2 separate regions of the Mus musculus genome follow, and region 2 is linked to region 1. The links are chromatin loops, found by intact Hi-C in ENCODE. Cell type or tissue: heart. All regions are shown on one strand.

Region 1 (8,000 bases):
GAGATCCAAACGCCTATCTTCATGCTGCTTCAGAAAATGCTCACCTGTTGAGCTATCTCCCCTGCCCTTGAAGACATTTCAAGATGCCATTTATGAAGGGCAGTTGATCCTCTGTGTCTGTGAGTTCCACATCTGTGCATTCAATGCATCGTGGGTTGAATATGCACCGGAAATTAAATTGTGTGTGAGACGGCGTACCTCCAGCAATGGAAAGTGAGAAGGCTGGTGGGCTGTCAGCACCTTACTTTCTACCGCCCCAGTCAGGAGCCTTTCCTTCTGTCTAATGCGTAGGCTAAGTTTCTAGATAAAATTGCATTCGAAAACCAACAAATGGGGGGAGGGAGGGACTGGAGAGATGGCTCAGAGGTTAAGGCCACTGTTCTTCCAGAGGTCCTGAGTTCAATTCCCATAGTGACTCACAACCATCTGTAATGGGATCTGATGCCCCCTTCTGGTGTGTCTGAAGACAGCTGCATCATACTCACATACATAAAATCAATAATTCTTTTTAAAAAAGCCAACAAAATAAAAGAAATCAAGCAAGGCTGCAAAGAGACACACAACATCAGGAGATTCCCAGCCTCCTAGGTACAGATATTTTCTTTGGTATAATTTCCTAAGTGATCCAGTATAACAATTATTCCCATTTAGTTCTTACATTGAATTAGATCTTATTAGTCACTTAGACATGATTTATTAATAAAACATGCGGAAGAATATGTGTAGGTGATAGTTACTCTTATTTATTTTTTTAAATATAAAGGCTAGAGAGGGGATATATCTTGTCACTTATGAGCACTTCCTGTAGAGATTCAAGTTGTCAGGACCCTTGTTGGTAGCTCACAGCCACCTGTAACTCCAGTGCCCTCTCTGCTCTGCACAGGCACATACACTGCATATTACAAACACAGAGACAGGCTCAACCATCTGTAACTCCAGTGCCCTCTTCTGGTCCGCACGGGCACCTACACTACATAAGACACATACACAGTCATGCACATTTACATAAACAAAAAGACACCGTTAAAAAGAAATTTTAAAACAGGAAGGGAAGTGGACTTGACTATCTACAGTTTGGTATCTTTGGGGATCATGGATTCAGCTATCAAGGAACAACTATGCAGCAGACCCCGTTTTAAATGCCTCACAAGGGTTTAGTTCACAACTTCTTTGTCACCTTTGACCTCTTTCCTAAATGAGACTTTTAAATGCATGAACAGTAATAGAATTACGGAAGGAAGCCATACAGAAGAGGCGGTTTAAGCATGAGTCACACTGGTCACATATTTACTTTGTTATCAGCACGTTAAATTACCAGATGTCATAGCCCGTGTAGTGCACACTATATTTAAAGTAATGGTTGCGCGCCTACCAGTTAGGACATCTGCAGCAGCTGTAAGTGCTTCTGAAGCATCATCAGAGGACTGCTAAGACTGTTGGGGTTGAACTACTTCTATTTCTGCCTAGATACATAAAGGAAGATGCTGTGGTCGAGCAGGGCATGCAGAGATGAAGATACCACTTCAAGTTCACATAGTTCCTTTTCGTTACTAACGGCTTGCTCCTAAGCTCCCCACTCTCTATTCCTTCCCTCACAGAAACCCCTCTCACACGCAGACATTGGGCACAAAACAGACAAGAAAGAGGTTGGGAGGATGGAAGAGAGAGGAGTTGCCTGGATTGCTTTATGTCAACTTATAGAAGCTTAAGGTATCTGAGAGGAAGGAACCTCGATTGAGAAAATGCCTCCATACAATCAGGCTGTGCCCAAGACTGGAAGACATTTTCATAATTAGAGTTTCATAGGGGAGGGCCTGGACCCTTGTGGGTGGTGCCACCTCTCAGCTGGAGCTCCTGAGTGCTAGAAAAAAGCAAGCTGAGCAAGCCATGAGGAGCAAGCCAGCAAGCAGCACTCCTCCATGACCTCTGCATCAGCTCCTGCCCCCAGGTTCCTGCCCTGTTTGATTTTCTACTCTGACTTCCTTCCATGAACAGTGCAGGAGAAGTGCAAGCCAGGTAAACTCTTTCCTCCCCACATTGTTTTTGGTTGTGGTGTTTGATCGCAGCAATGATAACCCTAACTAGGACAAGAACAATCTGTTGTTCTTGTCCTCACCGGTTTTGGGTTTCATGCAAACAGTAACATTCCATGTACCTGACAGTGGATGGTGGCTGTTTTTAGACTCCCACATCCAGACTCATGGTGTCTGCCCAGACACAGCAGCACCGCTGGGCACTGTCCTCTTGGCTGCCACAAAAAGGTATCAAAGGTTTGGCGGTTTAAAATAGCTGAAGTGTGGGGCTGTGGAGATGGCTCAGTGGATAAAGCGATTGCCTATAACCTCATCACTGGTGGGAGGCAGAGACAGAGAATCCCCGGAGCAAGCTGAGTGGCCAGACTAGCTGAAGCACTGAGCTCCAGGGTCAGTTGCAGTATGTGGACCTGGGTTTGGATGCTAGCACACATATGGCAATTCACAACCTTCTAATTCCAGTTCCAGGGATCCGACACCCTTTTCTGGCCTGTGCAGGCACTGCATGCATGTCAACCACATGCAGGCAGGCAAAGCACTCATACCCAGGACCAGCTAGCTGTCTTACCTTCCTGCTGCTGTGCCTTCCCCACCGTGCTTGACACATCCCGGCTCCCCCGCCCCCCTTTAAACTGTGAACCAAATTAGGTTGCCTTTGTAAGGGATTTGCTGAGAGTGGTTCTGCTGCATTCCAGGCAGGTGACTTGAGCCTCCTATTTCCTTATCTGTAAAATGGGCATAACAAGGGCACCTGCCTGGCCAGGTGTGGCCTGGATCGAGTGAGATGCTGTAAAAGCGTGTGTGGGTGGATGGGTGGTGGTGAAGATGATGTTGATGATGTTGGTGGTGTAGTTGCCCTGGTTATTAGTCCAGAGGACTCACCATTGCATTGATTACAGTACAGAAAGGGCTCAGCTTGCAAGGACTAACCAGACTTGGCTCTTGCAGGCCAGAATCTAGTATATGGCACGGAGATGCCTGGCAGCTGCCAGGAGTCCAGAAAGTAGAGTTCTGCAACTGCTGGGAGGGATGGTTGAACGGTTCACCAAACAACACTGGCATCAGGTAGCCTTTTGCCCCCACCTCCAAAGAGGTAGAAAAGGTGACAATAGAGGTTTTCCATTCCGTTTTTTGTGCCTGCGATGTGCGCACAGAGCCTCAGGAGGTAAACAATCCACCTCCACCAGCTTATCTACCAACTACGTTTTTTTCCAACAGTGCCAGCTTTAGAATCACAACTGCAACCAGGACCCTCTAGCATCCTGTGGAAGTCACTACCTCCCAAGCCCTTAAACCTTTGAAATGGCTTGTTTAAACGCGTCGACATCCTTCGGGTGCCTGCCTCCAGGAAGGAGGGAGAAGGCTGTGCAGTGATTGGCTAGGAAGTGGGCGGAGCCACTGCGTGACTGCTTGTGTTCCACCTCCTGTAGAAGTCCTGGCTGTCCGCAGGGAGGAGGAGGGGACTAGGGCAGCTCCACTGGGCGTGTTGCCTAGGGACACTTAGAAGATTGCAAGAGATTTTAATTTCTTGCTTAAGAGTCAGGGTCAGAGTCCCGTCTTATCTTAGTGGTTTCTGTCTGAACCTTCCAATGCCATCGCCCTACCTGTAATAGGTCGATAAAGTTAAATGGGAAAAAAAAAGAATTAGCTAATTATTTAATAAATGAAGCTGTTGCTTGCAGGTCACAGTCGACGATCCTGCTGTGTCATCCGTGGAGGGCTGAGTCAGCCCTGCCTCAAACCTGAACCCAGTGGACCGGGATCTGTACGAGGCTCTCTAGCTCCACCGTCTGGCAGGGGAGCGCAATGAGCTTTGCGACCGTGAAACCGAGACACTGTTAAGGATAAAAACAGGACTAAACCTCACCGAGTAGTTCATGTGTCCCTTTCCCTTTAACTCTCTATCCTCCAGCTAGATCCGTTTACCGGAGATCTGGGTTTCTGCTGATTGCTTTACAGAGCCCTCTGCCCCCGTGCTCCCCCAGGACTTCAGGCACGCCCTTGGCCAGAACCCAGGCGCCGCCTAGGCTCTCTCTTCACTTCCTGCCTCCTAACTCTCAAGAGGGGCGGAGCTGCTTTCTAGAAGGCAATTTGAACCTGGGCTTTTTTTTTTTTTTTTTTTTTTTTTTTTTTTTTGGTCATCACAATAAAGGGGAGCCTTACTGGCATTTAGTGGCGCTGACCCGCCATGCTGGACATCTAGTAGGATAGTTCATATTGTCTTAGGAGGTTTTTCAGATATCCTGCTGGACATTTGTGTAGGTGAATGCCATGCATTAACTCTCAGAGCTAGGACCAGGTCTATTCCATTTATAAACATAAAGGACTTTCTGTAAGACCCTCCTTTCTCTCTCCCACCGTCCTTTACTTCATTTCTTGCTACCATTCCCACCCCGTTCTTATTTTCTGCGACAGACTCTTGCTTTGTATAGTCCAGAGCTAGGACCAGCTCCATTTTATTTACAAACAAGTTTTTTGAAGGTCCTTCCTTCCTTCCTTCCTTCCTTCCTTCCTTCCTTCCTCCCTCCCTCCCTCCCTCCCTCCCCCTCTCTCCCTTCCTCTTTCCCTCCCTCCCTTCCTCTTTCCCTCCCTCCCTTCCTCTTTCCCTCCCTCCTTTCTTTCCTTCTTTCCTTCCTTCCCTTATTCTTTCTATGGAGCCCATGCTGACCTGAAACATGTAATCCTCCTGCCTCCGTTTCTTCCCAAGAACTGGAACTGCACTTATCACCGTAGCCAGATGAAGCTTTTATTACAACAAAATCTATACAATATTCCAGGCACCGTTTTAGCCATTTCTAAGTGAACAACATCAGTGGCTGACTTGTATTCAGAATGCTATGAAACCATCGTTTCTGTCAATCTCCAAATCTTTTCCATGACTCCAAACAGAGACAGGGTAGTCAGTAATCAGGAACTCCCATCCTGCCTCCTCTAGCCAGGGCTTCCTCTGATCTACTTTCAGTCTCCGTGAGCTTGTGGGTTCTCAGTACCTCAGGTGAGTGGATGCGGGCAGTGTTTGGCCTTTGTTTTGTTGACAGCTTAAAGGAAAGTTGCCACCACTGCAGATATAGCTCCATGCCTGCTGTTTGAATCATAGTAAAATACAAATGTATCAGTCTGCGCTTATAGCTGTCTCAAGCCACATGGCTGCTTGCATCTGAAACAGGATGTTTTATAACATAACTGTCCGAATATTCACATATCCGAATATGTATTATTTTGTATGTTCTTATTTACATTTTTATACTAAAACTTGTATGTGGGTAGCATACTGATTTAACTTTAGTAAAAGTACATTACAAAACATTTATTACAGAAAGAGACACAGGGTGTGGTGGGGCTAAAATTTCCAAACAACCAGTCCTGAGATCTGGGGTATATCTCTGGAAATGGCATGCTATTAACTTCCTACGACTACTACCTGTCTCTGGAAACCTGCATGGTTAGTCCTCATTCCTCAAGCAGTAAATCTCCAAACTATCTCTTCTGTTGACTTTTGGTCACTCTCTGCTTTCTGTGGCCTGGGAAGTACAGTCAGTCAGGGGCCTTTATTTCTGTGTTGTCAGTGTTGGGCACTGTCCTTACTACTACCATTCCTGGCTCACAATAGGCACAGGCATTATAAAGAATTGACAGGGAGACTTTATTTTTTAATATTTATTTTTCTTTTAAAAGATGTGTGTGTGTGTGTGTGTGTGTGTGTGTGTGTGTGTGTGTGTGTGTGTGAGAGAGAGAGAGAGAGAGAGAGAGAGAGAGAGAGAGAGAGAGAGAGAGAGAGAGAAAGAGAGAGTCCCTGCAACTGGAATTAAGGCAGTTGTGAGCTGTTGTGTGAATGCTGAAAACCGAACTTGGGTCCTCTGCAAGAGCAGCATGTGCTCTTAACCACTGTGCTATCTCTCCAGCCTGAGAAAAGATCCCTTCTAGGCCCACAATTAAAGCCAGCAAGTCAAATAATGTGTGTATACATGCACACCCGTACACACACACACACACACACACACACACACACACACACACACTCATGACTTGAAATAGTTTTCTGCTCTTCACCTGCTGAGCACTGTCTCCTCATGAGGACTGCAGGCTCATCCATGCAGAGCTCCAGATGAACTCAGGGCTTGGCAAACGCTTAGCATATGCTCTGTGTCGAACTGAACTCCCAGACTTTAAAGCTGGGTTTTCAGCATCCAATAAAACAACAGACCCCAGCGCAAGGCCCCTGCATTTCACACGTGGGAACCGGAACCACACTACGCTTGCTTCCCACTGAAATTTATCTGGTTGGGAACACTTGAATATTGATTTTTTTTTTCTGCACAAAAAGGCAGGAAGTGTTACATATATTGTTTCCTAGCCAGCCACCTCTTTATTATTCCTGTTTCCTTGGCCTCAGAGTCTTTCTTCAGAGTGCATGATGCCACGCCTCTTTAAATGAACTCCAATTTGCCAGGTGGTGATGACACACACCCTTAATCCCAGCACTCAGGAGGCAGAGGATGGTGAATCTCCGAGTTCAAGGCCAGCCTGGTCTACAGAGCAAGTTCCAGTAGCCAGGGCCACACAGAGAAATTCTCTCTTGAAAAGCAAACCAACGAACAAACAAAGCTCCTATCTGGTTGCTAAAGATCAAGCACTATTTCTTGACTTTACAGTGGTGCGATGAGCTTTCCATGCGACCATTTATTTATTTTTTCCTATTCCTATAGAATGTTCCATAGGTTCTGTGAAATCCTTTGTTAGATACAGGGCTTTGTGTGAAAGGGCCTGGCTTGCCTGAAGGCCAATGCAAGCTGAGAACGGATGGCAGTAGACTACATTTTGGATCTAGACTCTTTCTGAAAGATGCTGTGTTGAGGTTTGGTTCCTAACCTGTAGCATTATTGGTAGGTAGTGAACTGATTAGTAGGTAGGGCCTAATGGAAGGAGGTTAGGTCACTGAAATCATGCCCTCGACGAGTGTATTGGAACCCAAGCTCTTCCTGTGTCTTTGTTTCCTAGCTGTGATGAGATGAGCAGTTCCCTGGCATGTTCTTATCATGATGTACTGTGCTACCACAGGCCCAAAGCAAGAGAACCAAGCAGCACAGACCCAAACCTCTGAAACCATGAGTCAAAGCAAACCTCTTCTTTGTAAATGTTGGTTATCCATTTTTCCCTTCCTTCTTTCTTCCCTCCTTCCCTTACTTTCTCCCTTCTGTTAGGCAGTTGCTATGGAGTTCTTGCCGTACAGCTATTACGTTAGGCCAAGATGAGGTGTTTTGTGGTGTGGTGGTTTAAATGAAAATGCCCCACCCCCAATCCCCAGTTCATATATTTGAAGGCTCAGTCTGCAGTTGATGGGACAGTTTGAGAAGGACTAGGAGGTGTGGCCTTGTTGGAGGAAGTGTGCCATTGGGGGCAGGATTGAAGGTCATGCCATTCCCAGTTAGACCTAGCTCTCTCTCTCTCTCTCTCGTTCTCTCTCTCTCTCTCTGCCTTGTAGTTGTTGCCACAAAACCTAAGCTCTCAACTACGGCTACAACACTATGCCTGACTGTCTGAAGCTGTGCTTCATGGTCTCCACCATGATGATCACTGACTCGCTGTCTGAAGCTGTAAGCCCCTAATAAACGTCGTTCTACAAGTTTCCTTGGCCATGATGTCTCTTCACAGCAACAAATAACCAGGACAGAAAATGTGACAGACCTGGCTACACTGAGGAATGTGGAAGACTGGGACCTTGGACTTAGAAAGGGAAAGTGTCTACATGAAGTCTCCATATAGACTATGAAGGCCCATATTGAGAAGGTTCAGTTGGAGTATATTAGCAACTGGGCTAGCGACCATTCTTGTGATATTTTGGCTGCTTTCTGTTTTTGTCCTTAGAATTTGTCTGATGCCAAATTGAGAAGTAATGGACTAAGAAGAATTTTTAAAAAGATATGTTTATCTATATGAATACACTGTAACTATCTTCACATAGCACCA
Region 2 (8,000 bases), 380 kb before region 1:
GATGCGTTTGTACACAAAGTCAGGGAAGGGCTTCCGGGGAATGTAGCGTCCTGAGCCTTCAGTGACATGAAGTGTGCCGTCCTCCAGGACAATCTTGCCCTGGCTGATGACCACCAGTGGGGAGCCGCGACACTCCATGCCTTCAAAGATGTTGTACTCAAGAGCCTGAGGGAAGAGACAAGCCATCATGAGAGCAATCCCTGCCCCTGGACTCAAGGAAATGGAGTTTACTGACAAACCCCAGAGAAGAAGGCTGTCTGTCCTTGCTGGCCACCCCAGGGACCCATGCTTTCTCTGCCTAGAATCTGAACTCATCTCATCCACAACTCCAAATCTGAGAGGGCAATAGCTGAAGAAAATAACAATAGTGTGTGTGTGTGTGTGTGTGTGTGTGTGTGTGTGTGTGTGTGTGTGTGTGTGTAAATGCTTTACAAATAAAAAGAAAATCATTCTGGGTGGGTCTTGTGAGGCAGACCTATACACCCGGAATTCTGGGGCAGTAAGATCTCAGGTCAAGACCCTGTCTGAGCTAGAGTGTGTTCAAGGCCAGCCTGGGCGATTTAGTGGAGCGAAGATGTAGCTCAGAGTGGAGATGTGAATCTCAGTGGTAGAACTTAGTGGCTGAACTCTTAGAATGCACAGGGCCCTGGATTCAATCCACAATTCTATAAAAAAAAAAAAAAAAAAAAAGAAGGGAAAAGAGAAACACTAATGGGGTGGGGTGGGGTTGTCTTCCCATTTCCACCAACTCTCCCCTGTGCAGATTGAACTCCCAAGGCTCGCCTCTGAACAAGGTCCAAACTAAATTGCAAAACGAGGCCGTTTTCTCACGGACTTAAGCATCCTGTGGTTAAACCAAACGTCCCCAACTGCGTGGACTGGTGGCACATAAAAGACAACAAGCCCATGACAGGATTGAGGTTTAGTTTCCTAAACGACCCACCCTTGTTTGGGGGCTCATGTCACAGAGAGTGAAAACAGGCAATTTGGCACACCCTCACGGGAAACAGGTGGTTTGCCTGCCAGTGCGTTTGTCTGTCAGTCGGAAGCGACAGAAAACAAGAGGCTTTCTGACACAGAAAGCTCTGTAAGTCAGAGTGGTGTCCTTAATTCTGGCTCAGCTCAGGCTGAACGCCTACAGCTCTCTCCACATGACTGCCTTTCAGGAACAAATGGCTAACAAATGGGTAACATGTGGCACAGAGCATGGGCTTCTGGGAAAACACAGGCCAATGGAGGGGGAAAAACTAGGGCAGTGGTTCTCAACCTGTGGGTCAAGACCCCTTTGGGGGATAGGATGACCCTTTCACAGGGGTAACCTAGGACTATCAGAAAAAAAAAACAGATTTTAAATTATGACTCATAACAGTAGCAAAATTACAGCTGTGAAGCAGCAACCAAAATAATTTGATGGTTGGGGAAGTCACCGCAACATGAGGAATTGTATCAAAGAGTCCCAGCATTAGGAACATTGGGAATCACTGCCCTTGAGGCTCTGTGAGAGGGCAGAGCCACACCAACAACCGGGTCACAGGTCATCTCTGCTCTCTGGAGCGGCGGCTGGGGGAGGGAGGGACAGAGAAAGGGCAGAGCAGCATGCATTCCCATGTGGAAAAGGAGCACTGCCCGGGAAGTGCAAGGACTGCTGCCAGCACAGCTCAGAGACTCCACAGAGAAACAGGGAGGTTGCCGTAAACAGAAGTAGAGAGATGTGGCTACACGCAAGCGGCTCCTCACGAGAATCCTAAGATGCTGGGGGCCATCATGTCTCACATCTGCCACTGACCAGAGCTGACTGTGTAAACATAATAGCCAGAGGGAGCCAGATTCTCCAGGGAGTACCCAAGGGATGCAGCCACCCACCTCTGAGGTATCCCACACAGCCTTTTCAGCTCAAGGCTGTGAGGCCCGCCCAGGCAATGGGAATTTAAACCTAAAGCCTGTATGGGCGCCAGTTTCCAGTTCAGAGTCTCAAGAGAGACCTTCGCCCCCATGGCCATTTTTTGGAGGGTCTTTCGAGACAGGGTTTCTCTACGTAGCCCTGGCTACCCTTGAACTCACTCTGTAGACCAGGCTGGCCTCGAACTCAGAAATATTGAAGCAGAGGCATAGTGGGATCTTTCACACGACCTCCCCAAGGACAGATCTTCATCTCCCTGATCCCATACGAAGAACATGCCAGCTCTGCCTTTATTTTTTTTTCCCAGTCCCCAACTAAAGACCTCATCTCAGGTGTTGTCCTTCATCACGTACCGCACGATTGGATTTGTCTTGGACATGGCAAAAGATGGGCACTGAATAACAGTGGACCGTGTCACTTAAAGCCTGCCTGAGTACTTACGGTTCCTCAGTAAGACACATGTGGTGTGGCACCGACACAAAAAGAACCTTTGGTGAGGGGATCCAGTCTCCTCTGAAATGACCTTGGAAAGGGGTGAGCATCCTCTAAGATAAAGGCGAAGCCTACCTCTTCCCTATCACTTCATCACTAACAATTCATCTCCAAACACAGCCTTGACCTTGGTCCCTTTCATCCCAGGCCTGCCATCCATCAGTGAAGTGACTTTACATACTTCTCTGACGTCCCTAACATCAGAAAGGATACAGGTCACAAAAGCACCCAGTCCCCTGTCCACCGCTGGCTGATCCCTGCATTTTGCATGAGCACTGACCCCTGGTACCCAAGGCCTTGGATAACACACAAACTGGGGCTAGTGACCTAGGAGGGAGCTGGTGGTAAGGCTTTTAGACCGATGTCCCCCTCTCCCTTAAAATACAGAGGGAAGCAGCACCATGACTCTAAGTCGGTGGTTCTCAACCTTCCTAAGGCTGTGACACTTAATACACTGACTCATGTTGTGCTGACCCCAACTGTAAAACTATTTTCATTGCTGCATCCCAACTGTAATTTTGCTAGTTATGAATTGTAATGTAAGCATCTTATATGTAGCATAGCAGATATGCAACCCCTGTCAAGGAGTCGAAATTCACAGATTGAACACCTCTGCTCTAAGTGATTTAAAGATGCTCAAAGATGTGATATCAGAGCTCCTGCCGTTTGCTGAGGTGGGAGGTTGCAACCACCACAAAGCACGGACATTTCAACTTCACCCGCATGCGTTTCCAAAAATTACAGAGCAAGTTGGAATCCTGGAAAATCCTAAGGGAGGATTAGCAATCGGGTTGTGGATTCGGTTGTTCCACACTGAAGACAGAACCTAGAATCTTGTTTGTACTTCACCAGATGGGCAGTGTCACACAGGCATGCTTAACGCCAGCCCCGACAGCAGGGGGAGACAATGAGGTGTTTGGCAGGGCTGCGCGGGATACTGCCCGGAACAGAGTGAGATAAAAATGCGATGTGATCATATTTCCTCAGATTACATCTAACATCCTATGCCAACATTATGAAAATGTAGAAGAAGGCTTTTGATACTTTTATAGTTGCGTTTGTAAGCTGTATAAATCCCCAGAAATTTATTTTTTAGGAATTTAGAGAATTTAATGTAAACTTATGCTATATTCCCTTTCCTGTCTGTAAAAAACAGTACATAACTGTGGAATTTTTGCGTTTATTTCCTTTCTTTATGCTAGGATTTTTTCTTGTTGATTCTTGTACAGTTTTCTGAATTTCTCTGTTTCTCTGTCTTCAGGGTGATGATACCCAATGCCAACCATTTGATTTTCTGTTTGTCTTGCCATGGAAGAAATAAATAAAAACTGCCATATTTTACCCCCTCCCCCCAGAAAAATGTCATGTGAGCAGCAACTGTCTTCCCAAACCTTCACTCTCCCCTGCTCTCTCGTCCATCCAGGCAGGGAGGTCCCAATGCCACCTAGCAGCCCGGTCACCTGTGTGTTTGATGAGCCATGGCAGCCCTTTTGGGGAGGGGACACTACAGAAGAGGGACAGGACTTTCCCCACCCCACCCTGCACATGCATACGCAGTCTGGGAGGGAAGAATGTTGAAAAATTAAGGCTTCTAATTCTGGCTCGACCGCAAGATCACTATGTAACGTTAGACGGGTCACTTAAGCTCTCTGCACCTCGAGGTTATTTATCTTCTCACTTAGGATAATCACACCGGACCCTTTAGTGAGAAGGTCAGATTAAGAGGAGGATTATGAAATAATAGGCATACGCACAGAAAGGTCAGTCCTGAGGGCGCCACTGAGGAGCCCAAGATGGATGGTACAAATTTAAGCCGGCTTGGCACTAAGGCTCTGCTGAACCGGCAGGGCAAAACCAGTTATAAATATGGAGTCCAGCCATCTCCCTCCCCACGAAGTACCCACCATGAAGGCGCCCACAGGTACCAAAGAAGCTGGCACTGAACCCAGCATACCCCACCCAAAACCTTCTGTCCAAGAGAGAGGATTTTAGATTGTCAGGATTTTAGGTTGGGAGGAGCTGCGGGTGTCTGATAGCTCTGGGCTCACTGAATCTATAAACTAGCAGAACACGTGAATCCCTGGTTCTCAGTTGAAACGCCAGCATGCTAACCGACTAACAGATACTAACATCTGCAAGCTCTGTGACCACAAGCTTCCCCAAATTCTGTAGTTCCTAAACTGTGACCTATTAACCTGGGTTATTTCTTCTTCCTTTAGGACAAGAAGCATAGCGGTCAATCACTCCTGAGAGAGGACTGACAGGAAATGGCAGTGCCCAATGCCGCCTCGGGAACAGACACTGGCTGCTCTAGCTGGATCCCTTGCAGTAAACACACCACACAAACCACGACAACACAGTGTTGACTGACTTCTAGAAGCTTCTGAGGACCTAAAATCACTCTGGGCCAGTGGCTCTCAACCTTCTTAGTGCTGTGACCCTTTAATATGTTGTGGTGACCCCCAGCCATAAAATTATTTTCATTGCTACTTCATAACTGTAGTTTTGCGACTGTTATGAATCATAATTAAATATCTGACATGCAGGATATTTGATATGTGACTCCTGTCAAAGGGTCATTCAACCCTCAAAGGGGTCACAACCCAAGGGCTAAAAAACCTCTGCTCTAGGGACCCTAAAGGTGTAAGGACAGCGGCTATTGCCTCTGAAATGTGCCCAAGAGTCTTAGTCTTGTGGATCTCAATAAAGAAAGTGATAGGGCCAGTCTGGCCCTTGGGACACTGCAAGTTAGCAATACATCCTGGGGAAACTTTACTCCTATCCGATTGAGGTTTCCTGAACCCCTGTCTCTTGTTGCCTGCAGCACACATGTCTACTCAAGACAGGCAAGCCTTACACTGTTGTGTGTCTTGGCAGAGATGGTCTTCACACTGTCAGGGTCCCAGATGACCAAGTCAGCATCAGATCCCACCGAGATGCGACCTTTCCGGGGGTAAAGGTTGAAGACTTTGGCTGCGTTGGTGCTGGTCACAGCCACAAACTGATTCTCATCCATCTTCCCAGTGACCTGCAGGACAGAGCATGTACACACACATGGAGAGGGTACAGAGCATGTACACACACATGGAGAGGGTACAGAGCATGTACACACACACATGGAGAGGGTACAGAGTACACACACACACACATGGAGAGGGTACAGAGCATGTACACACACACACATGGATAGGGTACAGAGTACACACACACACAAGGATAGGGTACAGAGTACACACACACACACACACACACACACACACACGGATAGGGTACAGAGTACACACACACATACATGGATAGGGTCAGAAAGCTGAAGGTATGTTGGCATGCAATTCATCCTGGGATTTCCCTTTCAATAAAGTTCCCAACAGGTCTGGGCTTCTAGTCAGTAAGTCTCAACCCAGCATCTGGCTTTCCAAGGTAAGGGCCAATCATTTCCTGAAATCTTTCCATTCTAAACACAGGAGACCAAGGATATGAGTGTGCACTACGAGGAAGAAAAAAATTAAATGGCCAAAAAAGCATATTAAAAAATTCAACCCAATCAGCAACCAAAGAAATTGAATGTCAAATAACAAAGACAAAATTCACCAACTCAATAGTGTTTTGGGGGTTCTACTCCTAAAACCCAGCGAGAAGTGTCATGCATTGTGTCAGATGTAATCTTTGCATTATGTTAACAATATAAATTCAGTCTTTAATAGATTCCCCTTGGCCTGCCCAAGTTACTTCCAGAAACTTCTCCTACAAACATAATTAAAGATATACCCAAGGATATGTCTCTACGGATATGCATCTCAGTTAAAAGAAAAATTAGGAGCATCACAAATGTCCAGTCAAAGAATTAGAGACAAATTACTGTTGGTGTTAGGAGGAAACAAGGTTTTCCATGGGTGTGGTGGCCACGCCTTTAATCCCAGCACTGGGAAGGCGGCGGCAGATGGATCTCTGTGAGTTCGAGGTCAGCCTAATCTACATTGCCAGTTTCAGGCCAACCCAGGCCACACAGAGACACCCTGTCTCCAGGGGTTGGGGGGCGGAGATAAAAATAAGTCTTTTGTTCCTCCTGTGGATTTAAGAACGCTGCATGAGATGTTAGGAATTGTTTTTGACAGGCTGTGACACTGTGTGTGATGCTAATGTCACCAGCAGGCTGACCTGCTGTGCACACAAAGTGCTGGCAAAGCCCGAGGATACTCCCCACTCACTGTAGCTTTCCTCTGAAACAAGGTGATGTTCACTCACAAGATGTAAGAGTTCACTAAGAATCAGGAAACCCACTGATTTACTGTTACTAAATACTGTTACTGTATTGTCAAACATCAGAAGGAAAAAAGCTTCCAAATCCCCAAGATCAGTATCTGTCCAAAACAGGTTGAGCAGAAGCCCACGGTGGGTCTGAATACCAAGCCTTGATGTCCTCAGCCACACTCTCAAGGAACCGGAGTTGAGGACTCTTGACTGAGAAGGTCAGCAGGGGACTGAGGAAGCCATTTCCTCCTTGATGCAGGAATATTTAGAAGGAAATGTGCTTTTAGGGAATCTCATCTTGGATTTCCATTCAGGAGAAATATCATCTTCCAAGTTCTAGTTTCTAGAATGTTCTCAACTGGCCAACGTTAGCCCCACACCCACAGCGACAGGGGCATGCATGGGCCAGCCACGAGGAAGGCCATCAGTCCTTACCACAGCTTTATCCCAAATGACAGACATCCGCTCCTCAGTGCCGTTGGTGCCCTCGGGAATCAAGGTGAAGTTGTCCTTCCCCACAGCCTTCTGGGCAGTGTTGAAGGTGCAGTGGGCACTGCCAGTGACTTGGAGGTCTCCACTGGAAGGAAACACATGACATGAGGCTTCCTTGCTGAGCAGCCTACCTCCATCTGTCTGGTGAGACATTTCACAGATGACGTCTTGCCCACCATCCTGGCGCTCACTCAGACCCTTCCTTCAGCTGACTGGTCAGAATGGCCCAGGTTAATATCAGGAAGTCCCACCCAAGATGGCGACAGATTGATTCCTTGTTCTCACTTAGCGACCCTAACTTCGGCCAATAAAGGTCTGTTTTTAAGCCTGTTCTCAGCCACCACCGTGCCGTCACCTACGGACTCATTTTGCTCTGAGTTGCTCTAGCGTGTGGATGTGAGTGAGTCAGCGGTACTCACCAGGACAGCAACGAGTTGAGAAAGTCTGGAGTGGTTGGGTCGGGGCTCAAGGGTGGGGAGGTGACAAAGGCCGCAGCCTTGGCCCAGTTCTTGCTCCAGTAATGAGAGCCATCAGTCCCCAGGCTGGCCGTGATGGGCTCACCATACACCACAGTTCCTGAAAAAGAGCACAGATGGCTCAGTCTGACACACTAAGAACAAGAGACCACTCTTAGCAGGCATTGCTATATGCTCGGCACTGTAGATTGCCCTCAGCACTCCCTTCTTGGGGTACAGCCTCATCTCACAGGTGACAACACCGAAGGCCGAAGTCCAGAACCCTAGGCAGCCAAGTGTGTACTAAGATGCCCTGTTCTGTGGACTTCGCCCTCTTTCCTGAGGCAATCCTAAACACAATACATGTTATTTATCATGTCTAATTCTAGATAGGGAACAGAAATCATAAA

The links. Hi-C counts contacts between places; a loop is a spot of excess contacts. Peaks named below come from ENCODE experiments on the same cell type or tissue, not always from the same donor. Only the 100,000 strongest peaks of a DNase experiment are listed, where the experiment ranks them.
Region 2: a loop joins it to region 1, with 3.0 times the contacts of the local background. A loop is called at or near these places in 5 of 42 quality-filtered maps.

Annotation. Positions count from the first base shown.
Region 1 is chr14:67,185,083-67,193,082 of GRCm38, forward strand. Gm30438 (a long non-coding RNA gene) reads left to right here. Exons shown (of 8, transcript XR_874742.2): 8 at 3,716-4,130. Among named protein-coding and RNA genes, the nearest start is that of Gm30806, 12 kb to the right of the region's middle. In heart, CTCF peaks have their summits at 971 (motif pointing left) and 3,841 (motif pointing left); DNase peaks (open chromatin) are centred at 2,769, 3,449, 3,799 and 4,019; H3K4me3 peaks cover 1,296 bases; H3K27ac peaks cover 967 bases.
Region 2 is chr14:66,807,877-66,815,876 of GRCm38, forward strand. Dpysl2 (dihydropyrimidinase-like 2) reads right to left here. Exons shown (of 14, transcript NM_001378767.1): 9 at 7,555-7,711; 10 at 7,079-7,220; 11 at 5,250-5,420; 12 at 1-165. Among named protein-coding and RNA genes, the nearest start is that of Gm5464, 57 kb to the right of the region's middle. In heart, a CTCF peak has its summit at 3,283 (motif pointing right); DNase peaks (open chromatin) are centred at 975, 1,635, 3,285 and 3,875; H3K27ac peaks cover 1,834 bases.